Regions from separate parts of the Homo sapiens genome. Here region 2 is linked to region 1. Evidence: read pairs that join two places in POLR2A ChIA-PET (ENCODE). Cell type or tissue: PC-3. All regions are shown on one strand.

Region 1 (5,000 bases):
TCTCAAATGCTGCTGCCCCAGTTTCTGCAGTTCTCCAGTGGTTACTTTATTAATCTATGTTAATTTTAATGGGTTTTTATCAAGTCCATCTGGTTGACAAGTGCATTTTGATTCTGTAGAAATGAGTCTGGAAACCTGGGGCTTTAGAAGCCATTGCCAAGGACTTCTTGTTCCTGGAATCTGGAAAAGTTTCTTTATCTTTTGGGATCAGTTTTCTCATCTACATAATAAAAGGGGCCTAGATCAATGATTTCTAGCATCTCATTTTTAATCACAAGATTTTTTTTTCTCAAATGAAATGTGACATGTACCAAACAGACAAAATCAGTTTTCTTTGATTGAAACAAGGGTGAAGTCTAGGGTTTGCCTTTTGGCTTCCCTAGTACCCTCACCCTGGCTCCTGAGACTGATCTAGTTGATGTAGATGGTTGTTAAGTGTCTTAGACCTTTCTGTTCCTATAACAGAATGCCTGAGACTAGATAATTTATAAAGAACAGAGATTTGTTTCTTACAGTTCTGGAGGCTGGGAAGTCTAAAGTCAAGGGGCCCATATCTGGTGAAGGCCTTCTTGCTGCATCATCTCATGGCAGAAGGGTTGGGTGAGAGAGCACACAAAGGGTGGCAGAGTGGGTGGACACATCCTCTTTATCAGGAACCCACTCCAGCAATAACTAACCAACTCTTGTGATAATGGCATTAATCTACTTATGAGGGCAGAGTCACCATGACTTAGTCACCTCTTAGAGTCCCGCTTCTCCACACTGTTACATTGGGCATTACATTTCCAACACATCAACTTTGGGGGACACATTCAGACTATAACCTTAAGGTACTGTTATTAGTTATTAGAGGGCTTTTCTTATTGTCCACCAAGTGCCTGATGCTGAGGAGTTCTGAGCTGTTCAGCATCTACAGGAAGGCTGAAGCTTGGCAGGGCAGAGCAGTCGAGAGGCTAGGCTCTATAACTGGGGTGCCTTGGCTTGAATCCCAATCCTACCTCCTTAGTGGCCAAGTCATCTTTGAAAAATCACTTAATCTCTGTGCATCTGTTTCTGTGTCTTATAATAGGGATAATAATAGTATCTGGTTCAGAAGGTTGTTGTGAAGATTAAAATAGTTCATATATGCAAAGCCTTTAAAATAGTGACTAGTACTACATAAATGTTAGCTATCATTCCTATCATTTTTAGGATCTAGCAGAGCTTTGTAGGGAGTAGAAGCTTAATCGTGGCCATTAATTAACTTGATTCTGCAGAACTGCAGACCCGGAAGAGCTTTCTGATGTCATGTGGCCCGTGTTTCCTAAACTTGCTTATGTGAAGACTTTCCTGGGTCACTTGTTAAAATGCAAACTCCTGAATACTAACTAAACTTAGTATTCAGTAACTGCTAAACATACTGAACCAGCATCTGCAGGGAGCAGTCTGAAAATCTGTATTTAAAATAAATGTCCTACAAGATACTGATGATTAGGTAAGTTCAAGTTGGAAACTGTAGTATCTAACTATTATCTTTCACAGAGAAAGCTAAGCACTTGGGAGAAGTGGCTCACTCAGTGTTAAAGTTAGTGGTGGAACTGGGACCAGAACCCGGGTCCCTGTCCTTGGTCCTGTGTTATTCCCATTGCATCTCTTTTCTCTGTGATGTCTCTGGTGCTTCTGTCCAAGTGCCCGAGTTTGGCCGGATAGAAGAAATAGTTTCAGGATGACTTTACCAAAGTATTATTTGGCTGTGGGCAGAAATTATCTGCCAGAGGGGTACAAGAGTTCTCTCTTCTTTAGGTGGATTTTGAGCTCCCATATTTATTCTTGAATTGTGCTTCTAGGATAATGATCTCTGGAAACCTGCATGCCCTGAGTGATCTCAAAGTCTGGTAACTGTTCTTGCGGTCCTGTTTGCACAGGAACAGAAATTCATTTCAAAGTGCAGCCAGTGCCAACAGGGGAGAGTGGGCAGAGAAATCAAATGAAAATGCCAAAACGCTGACTACACGGCCAGTTTGCATCATGTGAACCACTTTGGAGCCTGAGGACAGAAACCAAAAATATGCTTCTGTTCAGAGGCGGCTAACAGCACTAGTGTTATTATTGTTATCATCATCATCACCACCATCATTCGTCCATAAATTTAAAAGTAGGTAGCTGGACTGTGTTTTTTTTTCTAGGAGTTCTGCATGAAGTTCAGAGCTATGATGAATTTTAGAGAAATAAGTGTGGAGGCATGCATGGTCCCATAACTTAGCCCCCTCAGCTGGAACCACAGCTCTCTTGCCCCCAATTGTTCAGTACAGCCTTGTCATCACAGTGAGAACAGTTTTACACACTCAGGGCTTGTTCTAACAGTAAAGAAGCCAAAAAAGAAATGTGTAAAGTAAACTGATGTTTAAGAATTCTGGTAGGGAATTAGGATTCTTTGCTGCAGAAGAGAGGACTGAAGGCTGAAGCAAGGACAACATGACGGGGAGGGAGGTGACTGGGAAGTACAGCCCTTTATTCCTGGAGAGGAGGTGAAGTCCTTGAACTTGAAGAGATTTAGAGATCAAAATATAAGATGTAATTGGAGTCCAGGTCCTCAGGGGAAGTGCCAATTTAAACTCTGTGGGTGGGATTGGACCTTACAGGCAGAAGAAGAAATTAAACTGAGTACCTTAAAAACAACAACAAAAAGCACCACCTGTGTATATGTCCATTTCTTTATTCACTCAGCCTAGTTCTGCTGCTCTGTATAACAAATCCAGCTCCTCCTTTTACAGGAGAAGGTGGTGAACCTCAGGTGGAAATTCATAGTTTTCTTTTGAAGGCAAAGTCTTTGTTTCTAATCTGACTCTTACAGAGCCAGAAGCTCCTTTTCCAAGGCAGAGCTGAGGAGCATAGGGGTGACTCCCAAAGTGTGGCAAAGGGGAGATTTCACCTGTTCTAGCCATACTCTTGTTGTTATCCAGCAAAAATTTGTTTTAAACTTCTTTAACAATTTACTTACATTCAACATGGCCTAAATTATAAGGGAAATCAAATGCAGGATATAGAATTCTATGTTTTTTTGCTAAACAATCCTGGACTAAGCAACATTTTCTCACATCTACAATGCAGTTATTACTGATGTTCATGTTGATGACATTTAGGCACTAAAAGGTTCCAGAATGTTTTCTTATTTATTAAGCAATATCAAACTATATTGATTCTAATGTTATTGTGGATTAGTAGATATTCAGAAATAAAATGAAAATTGGAGCTTCCATGATAGTCCCCTTTAAATTCAGATAAAGAATTGGAAATGTAGAGTAATTAAATGACTTGCCCAAAGTCACACTATCTGTTGAGTAGCAGAGCTGGGATTTGATTTATCTTTATATTCCTGTTACTGAATTTGGCCAGTTCATAGAGGTGTTTCTTCTCTAGTAGCTTGAATTTGTGATCTACTGTGTGGTCAGCACTAACCTATATTCTAAGCTTGGGTGTGTGTGTTTAAGAGCAGAACAAATATAGAAAATGGTACCAGTTCTCCAAATACACGCAAGCCTAGTCAAGGATATGGGACTTACACAGGTGAAACAATAGAGAATGGTACAATTCAGTGGTGCTTCCCATGCCTTCATGGGCATGAAAATCACCTGCATGTCTTGTTAAAACACAGATTCTGGTTTAGGAGCTGGAGATTCTGTGTTTCTTACAAACTCTCAGTTGAAGCATATGCAGTTAAGGGAGACATACTTTGCGTAATAAGGCAAGGCAGGAGATAATTAAGGGGTAAATTATGTAGTATAATTATGAAACATAAGGAGTTCAGAGGAATAAAGTATAATCAGGGGCAAGTTTCATGGAATACATGGAATTTGAGCTCATCTTGAATGAGAGTCTGACTTCAGATCGGTAAAGGAGAGAGGCCCAGGAATAAAGTGAGTTAAGAGTTACGACAGGGTCAAGAAATGTGCTTGTGAGATGGAGAGGGAACCAGACTGGTTGGATCAGATGGTGTTCAGTGTGGTGATAGGCAGTTTCTGTGATGGCCCCCATCTGTCTCCCTCCTCATGGTATTTATGCTGTCGTGCAATGGCCTCTTCCTGTGTGTGGTCCAGATCTAATGACTAGCTTCTAAGGAAAAGAACACAGCAAATGCCATGAAATGCCATTTCCAAGATTAGCTTACAAAAGACTCTGACTTCCATCTTACTCACTCTGTTTCACCATTGCTTTCTCTGAGGGAAGCTAGCTGATGTGTGATGAGCTGCCGTGTATCAAGGAACTGATGTCTTCAGCCAACAAGCAGCTAGAATCTGAGGGGTTGAAACAGCCACATGAGTGAGCTTGGAAGTTGGAACTTATTGCCTGAGTCAAGCCTTGAGATGACTACAGCCTTGGCAGACATCAAGTGCCTGAGCCAGAGGACCCAGCTAAGCCACTCTCAGATTTCTGACCTACAGAATTCGTGTGATAATATTAATACATGTTTATTGTTTTAAGTTGCTGAATTTGGGGGTGGGTTGTCACACAGTCATAGAAAACTGATACAGTTGGAAATAATTTTGAAAGGTGAAAGGCATAGTATGAAATCTGATTCTGTGGTATGGAGGGGTTTCAAAGACTGGCAGAACAATTTGGACATGGTACAGAAGCCATTGAAAGCTCTTTCTCTCATAGCTTTATGGAGATATAATTCACATACAATATAATTGTCATTTAAAATGTACAACTCACTAGTTTTTAGTAAGTTAGCAGAGTTGTGAAATCATCACCACAAGCTATTTTCATACACTTTGATCTGCCCCCAAACAAAGCCCATACCAATTAGCAGTCATACCCCATTTTGTCCCAAGCCCTAGACAACTTCTCTACTTTTTGTGTCCAACAAATTTTCCTATTCTGGACATTTCAGGCAGAGTAATAAAATACATGGCTTTTTGTGTCTGCTTCTTTTACTTAGCATAATACTTTAAGGTTTATTGGTGTTGTAGCATGTGTCAGTATATTTGTTGCTTTTTATCGCCAAATAATATCCCATT
Region 2 (5,000 bases), 1.8 Mb after region 1:
TTCAGAAGACTTCAGTTTAAAGAGATCTTAAACACATTTTTTAGTGTCTTCTTTAAGCTTCTGCATTGAAAAAGATCTGGAAGACAGGAATAGTGCTTGCTTTTTGGAAGGAATCATACCAGATGAGAGGCACAGACTTCACTAAAACCAAAATGATGTGTAGAGACACAATGTTCCATTTTCAGGAAGGTTTGTCTGGACTGGAAGAAACTGCTGCCTAGTCCTGTCACCTGGAACAAGGGGGGATTTCATTTGCCAATGAGGGGCCCTTTAGGCCCTGCCAGTCTTGGAGTTTGTGTACCTGGGTCAGCCAAGCAAGAATCAAGGAGGGTACAATGCACGCATTCAAAGATCAGTGTGTTCTTCTTGGCAAGTGTGCCTTTTGGGCACTGTTTGTCCCCAGCACAATGCAATCCCCACATTCTCAACCTTGTGACATTCAAATGTCTGCTAACTGCTTTCTTCATACCAAACGCTTATGAAAGGAGCACTCTACAATCACAAAATTAGAAAACTCATTTATATCTAATCCTTAGACAAGATAAACTGGAGGTCATTGTGGTAACTCCTTACCACAAATGATAAGAATGGTAACTTAAAAGTTTAATAATAAGCAGTTAAGCCAGGCATGGTGGCTCACATCTGTAATCCCAACACTTTAGGAGGCTGAGGCAGGAGGATTGCCTGAGGCCAGGAGCTCAAGACCAGCCTGAGCAACATGGTGAGACCCCCATCTCTGCCAAAAATAAAAAATAATTAGCTAGGTGTAGTGGCACATACCTGTAGTCCCAACTACTTGGGAGGCTGAGGCAGGAGGCTTGCTTGAGCCTGGGAGGTCAAGGCTGCAGTGAGCTGTAATTGCTTCTAAAAGACAATAGTGAGATAGAAGCTTAACAGGTGCTTCTAAGATGTTTTCAGTTCTTAACAGAATGTTCATGGCCTGATATTGACCTATAATTGTTGTTAGAGTATCAAGTGCTGCATTCTCTTTGCAAGGTAATTTTCACAGCTATGGTAGAGTAGAAATAGCACCAACCAGATCCTTCCTATAATGTTAGGTGTGATTCTGGATATCAAATATTAGTGGGACCCAGAGAGAACTTACAAAAGGCACAAAGAAGACTAAAAAGTCTGATTAAAAGATTAAAAAATAAGAAAAAAAGGAAGGTGGTATAAAGGTCTTGGACTTATTTAGCTCAGGAAAAAACAAAGGTTGTTCTGAATTGATGATTGCTGGCATCTGTAAGTCTTCACATGTAGCATGCAGGCTGGATGTGGTAAGAATATGTGAATGTCAATATCGAGGAGTTTGTTGAAGTCAAAATAGGTTCCCAACAGTGATTGAGGACTGGTCTTTCCAACAAGAGATACTTTATGAAAAACTTTGTCCAATAGCTAAAGAAGAAAAACTCCTTAAAAGCTTCTCACCCTTGTCAATTATTTCTCTCTCCGTGGACCTCATGTTTTTAAATATCCTGTAAATCAATTGCTTATGAATAATCATATATTCACTCTGGTTTTCCTAGGATAGTCTCAATTTATGCATTTTGTCTTGTGTAATTATCAACAGCTTTCCCTTTCAGTATCTGAGTATCCCATTTGAAAAATAAGGCATATGATTATTCTAATAAGAGCTAGCATGATTTGATTTTGGAAATATATATGGATTCGACAGGTTACACTCTGTTTAAAAGTGGCTCAAAAGATTCTATTATTGTGAAATTGGCTTAAGCAGATGATCTTTTAGCCTGCAAATACATGATTCTGCGACACCATTGACATTACCGAAAACAACTGTTCATCTCATGAGAATGAAAGGGACAACAACCCCTCCAAGGTCTCTTCAGCCTCATTTGGAACAGGCAGGAATAATAACAAATGTCACACTCTTAGCCATGAGTCTAACGAAAGAGAAAGCATCATTCCACCATCTGAGCTGGGAACTTTGTGGTTTTCAGATGTTCAGGAATCCGGGCCGCTACCCATCCTGATATTCTGGGAATGCATGATTGTGAAAAGAGAATCAACACGAGACCTCTATATTGAATTATTTAATTAATTCAGAAAATACTTATTGAGCCCCTCCTTGTGCCAGGCACTATTCTAAGTACTGGGATTTTGTACTCCACCATGCCGGGGAGTCAGGCTCCCCACATGAACCAGTAATGGCTGTGGTAGTTTCCTGAGAGCTCAGTGGGAATGGCCCTTGCAACAAGCCCAGGGATTCTGTGTTCTCAGAAATAAAAGCAAGCAAAAGAGACACAGGCTTTGTTTCTGAGAAATAATTGGTTTGGGGATTTAAGTTTATTATTTTCTTCTCCATTCTCATGCACTGATTTCGTGTTTAAGCCTCTCCTCATTTCACTCTTGGGAGCACTGGTCGAAGAGAGCAGTGTCAGCTAGAGGAGGGTTTGAGGTTTGTTTTGTTTTGTTTTAATCATGGAAGAATTCTAAAAGGAAGAATGATCAAAGTTAAATTTTTAAGAATTATGCCATGACTGTGATCATAATATTTTCCACAAATGAGGCACAAAATGGCATAAAGTTGTTATTTGTGCCCTAAACAAAACTGGAGCATTCAATCTAGATTTTATAATACAAGATCCTTATAGGCGCATAGATGGTGCTTCACGAACAGCTGATTGAGTTGAATGGAACTGTCTACTTTGGAAAACAAGAGTTGTACATTAAGAGCCTCTCCAGCGTTTTGCTCTGGATGCATTCCAAAAGTTGTTGTCACTAAAGGTTTAAATATATAAAGATGGTACAATAGACTCTATTTCCATGGAAGTAAACTGGTCTCTAATTAATATACCAGAAGCTGAGTCACTTTGTTTTTACAGGCACGTAGAGAGGAAGTGCCATCTCTCCTCGGTCGTGACACACTGCCGGTTAGCTGATGTATAGTTCTTTTTTTCTTTTTATTAAGGAGTAGAAAAGAAACAGAACTGAAAGTTGAAACAATTCGTACAAGGAAGAAGAAAGCCTGGGAAGTTACCTACATTGCCTAACATCACAGAATCTAAAGGAATCAAACTTTCTCTTTCCTTCTTGTATTTGAAGAAAGGAGACCTCATCTTAAGACGAGAATTCTTCCAGGTTTTCCTGGACAGCTTCTTTCATTCTCCACAGTGTCTGTTTCAAACTTTCCTACCTGTCTCAATGTCTTCAAGCTCATCCACAACTTCCTTGCACACCCAGGGGAGGACTTTACCCCCTACCTTACAGACAACGATGTGAGAACAAAAGCACCCCCACTGCAGCACCACGCAGCCTGTTCCCTCACCTGCATTCGTTCCCCCTCCCCCTCCCCCTCCCCCAAGCCCGGCGGCTCTCATTGGGCAACGGAAGAGGGGTCCTTCCTCCAGTCTCAGGCAAGGCTCTCCACCCATGCTTTAGATCTCTTCCTTTCCACATCTCTGGAAATTTGCTCCTGTAATCACCCACACTCTTTCCTGTATCTTCCACTCACACAGGAATGTTCTCAAATCTCCATCTTTAAAAAAAAATGAAAACAAAACCTCTCAAGTACATATTTTCATCTAAAGAGAGACTTTCTTTTCTTCAGAGTCAGGATCTTAGAAAAGGTGGCACTTGCTGTCTCCTCTTCCTCTTCCTCATTTCTTCCTTACCTGCATTTGCCTCTCCTGCTTCACAGAAAGTTTTCCCCCTGAGGCTCTTATTCCTTCCTCGTTGCTCATCCAATGAACACACTTCAATTCTTGCCTTTCTTTTTTTTTTTTTTTCCTTTTTTTTGAGATGGAGTCTTGCTCTGTTGCCCAGGCTGGAGTGCAGTGGCAGGATCTCGGCTCACTGCAACCTCCGCCTCCTGGGTTCAAGCAATTCTCCTGCCTCAGCCTCCCGAGTAGCTGGGATTATAGGCACAAGCCACCAGGCCCGGATAATTTTTGTATTTTTAGTAGAGATGAGGTTTCGCCATGTTGGCCAGGCTGGTCTTGAACTCCTGACTTCAGGTGACCCGCCCGCCTTGGCCTCCCAAAGTGCTGGGATTACAGGTGTGAGCAACCGCACCCAGCCCAATCCTTTCCTTTCTTGGGCTCTGTGGCCTTGGGCACTCTTGTCTCTTCCTATTTCTTGAATCCATAAAACTACCCTCTCGGGTTTCTTCTTACTTCTGTGGCTTCCACTTCTAAGTCCTCTTCTTGGCTCTGTTTCCCCATAAATGCAGGAGTTCCCTAGGGATTTATTCTCATCCATTCTTGTACTTTTTGCATTTCCAGAGTGTTTTCTGGGGGGGGGATGGGGGGATGGGGGGGCGCACAAACCTAATCATTACACTCTCCATAAGGTTCTCCAGAAGTTCTCAGTTACCTTCAGAGTAAATCTCACCTCTTAAGTAGGGCTTCCTACACCTGTCCTGACAGACCCATGTCAAGCCCATCTAGTATCCCTTCCCCATAAATTCTTGAAATTCTAGCCATAGTAATTAACTGAACAAATCACGTTCTTTCTGGTTTCTGTGTCTTAGAAAATGCTGCTGCCTTTGCTCAGAGCACACTTTCTTCCCCTTGTTTGCCTATCGAATTCAAGATTTTCCCCCAAAGCTCAGTGCATATTTCTATCATGGGATGTATCAATTTGTATTGTATTTATCTGTTTACCCACCTGTTTGAGTTCCTTAAGACAGGCACCCTATTTATTTATCCTGTTAAGCTCTGGGTGATTCTTTGTGCCTAACACAGTTCCATCATGAGCAATAAATTTGTTGAATGACTAAGTGGATAAATGGAAGATACCATCCCTTTCAATTCCAAGCTCAGCATGTAAACTAAGTTCAAGTCACGTAGACTTTTTCTATCAGACCTGAGTACAATGCTTCTAAAGCAATGTACATACCTCCACATAATAAGGATATTGATTTTCTATCTTCAAAATAAATGTGGCTCCTGTTGTTAGAAATGTGTTTGTTCTGACCTTCCTGGTAGTCATGGAAATGAATTACAGCCTTGGGCAAAAGGGCATCCCTCAGTCAAGGGGAT

What was found. ChIA-PET counts read pairs that join two places held together with the same protein. Peaks named below come from ENCODE experiments on the same cell type or tissue, not always from the same donor. Only the 100,000 strongest peaks of a DNase experiment are listed, where the experiment ranks them.
Region 2: POLR2A ChIA-PET joins it to region 1 with 7 read pairs; 1 of 35 experiments calls an interaction of 5 or more read pairs at or near these places.

The regions. Positions count from the first base shown.
Region 1 is chr5:40,474,997-40,479,996 of GRCh38, reverse strand. No RefSeq gene overlaps it. Among named protein-coding and RNA genes, the nearest start is that of PTGER4, 200 kb to the left of the region's middle. In PC-3, no CTCF peak of the experiment used is centred here; a DNase peak (open chromatin) is centred at 1,956; H3K27ac peaks cover 1,545 bases.
Region 2 is chr5:38,648,941-38,653,940 of GRCh38, reverse strand. It overlaps LIFR-AS1 (LIFR antisense RNA 1), which reads right to left. Exons shown (of 9, transcript NR_103554.1): 7 at 781-864; 8 at 1-76. Among named protein-coding and RNA genes, the nearest start is that of LINC01265, 69 kb to the left of the region's middle. In PC-3, no CTCF peak of the experiment used is centred here; a DNase peak (open chromatin) is centred at 2,840; H3K4me3 peaks cover 1,230 bases.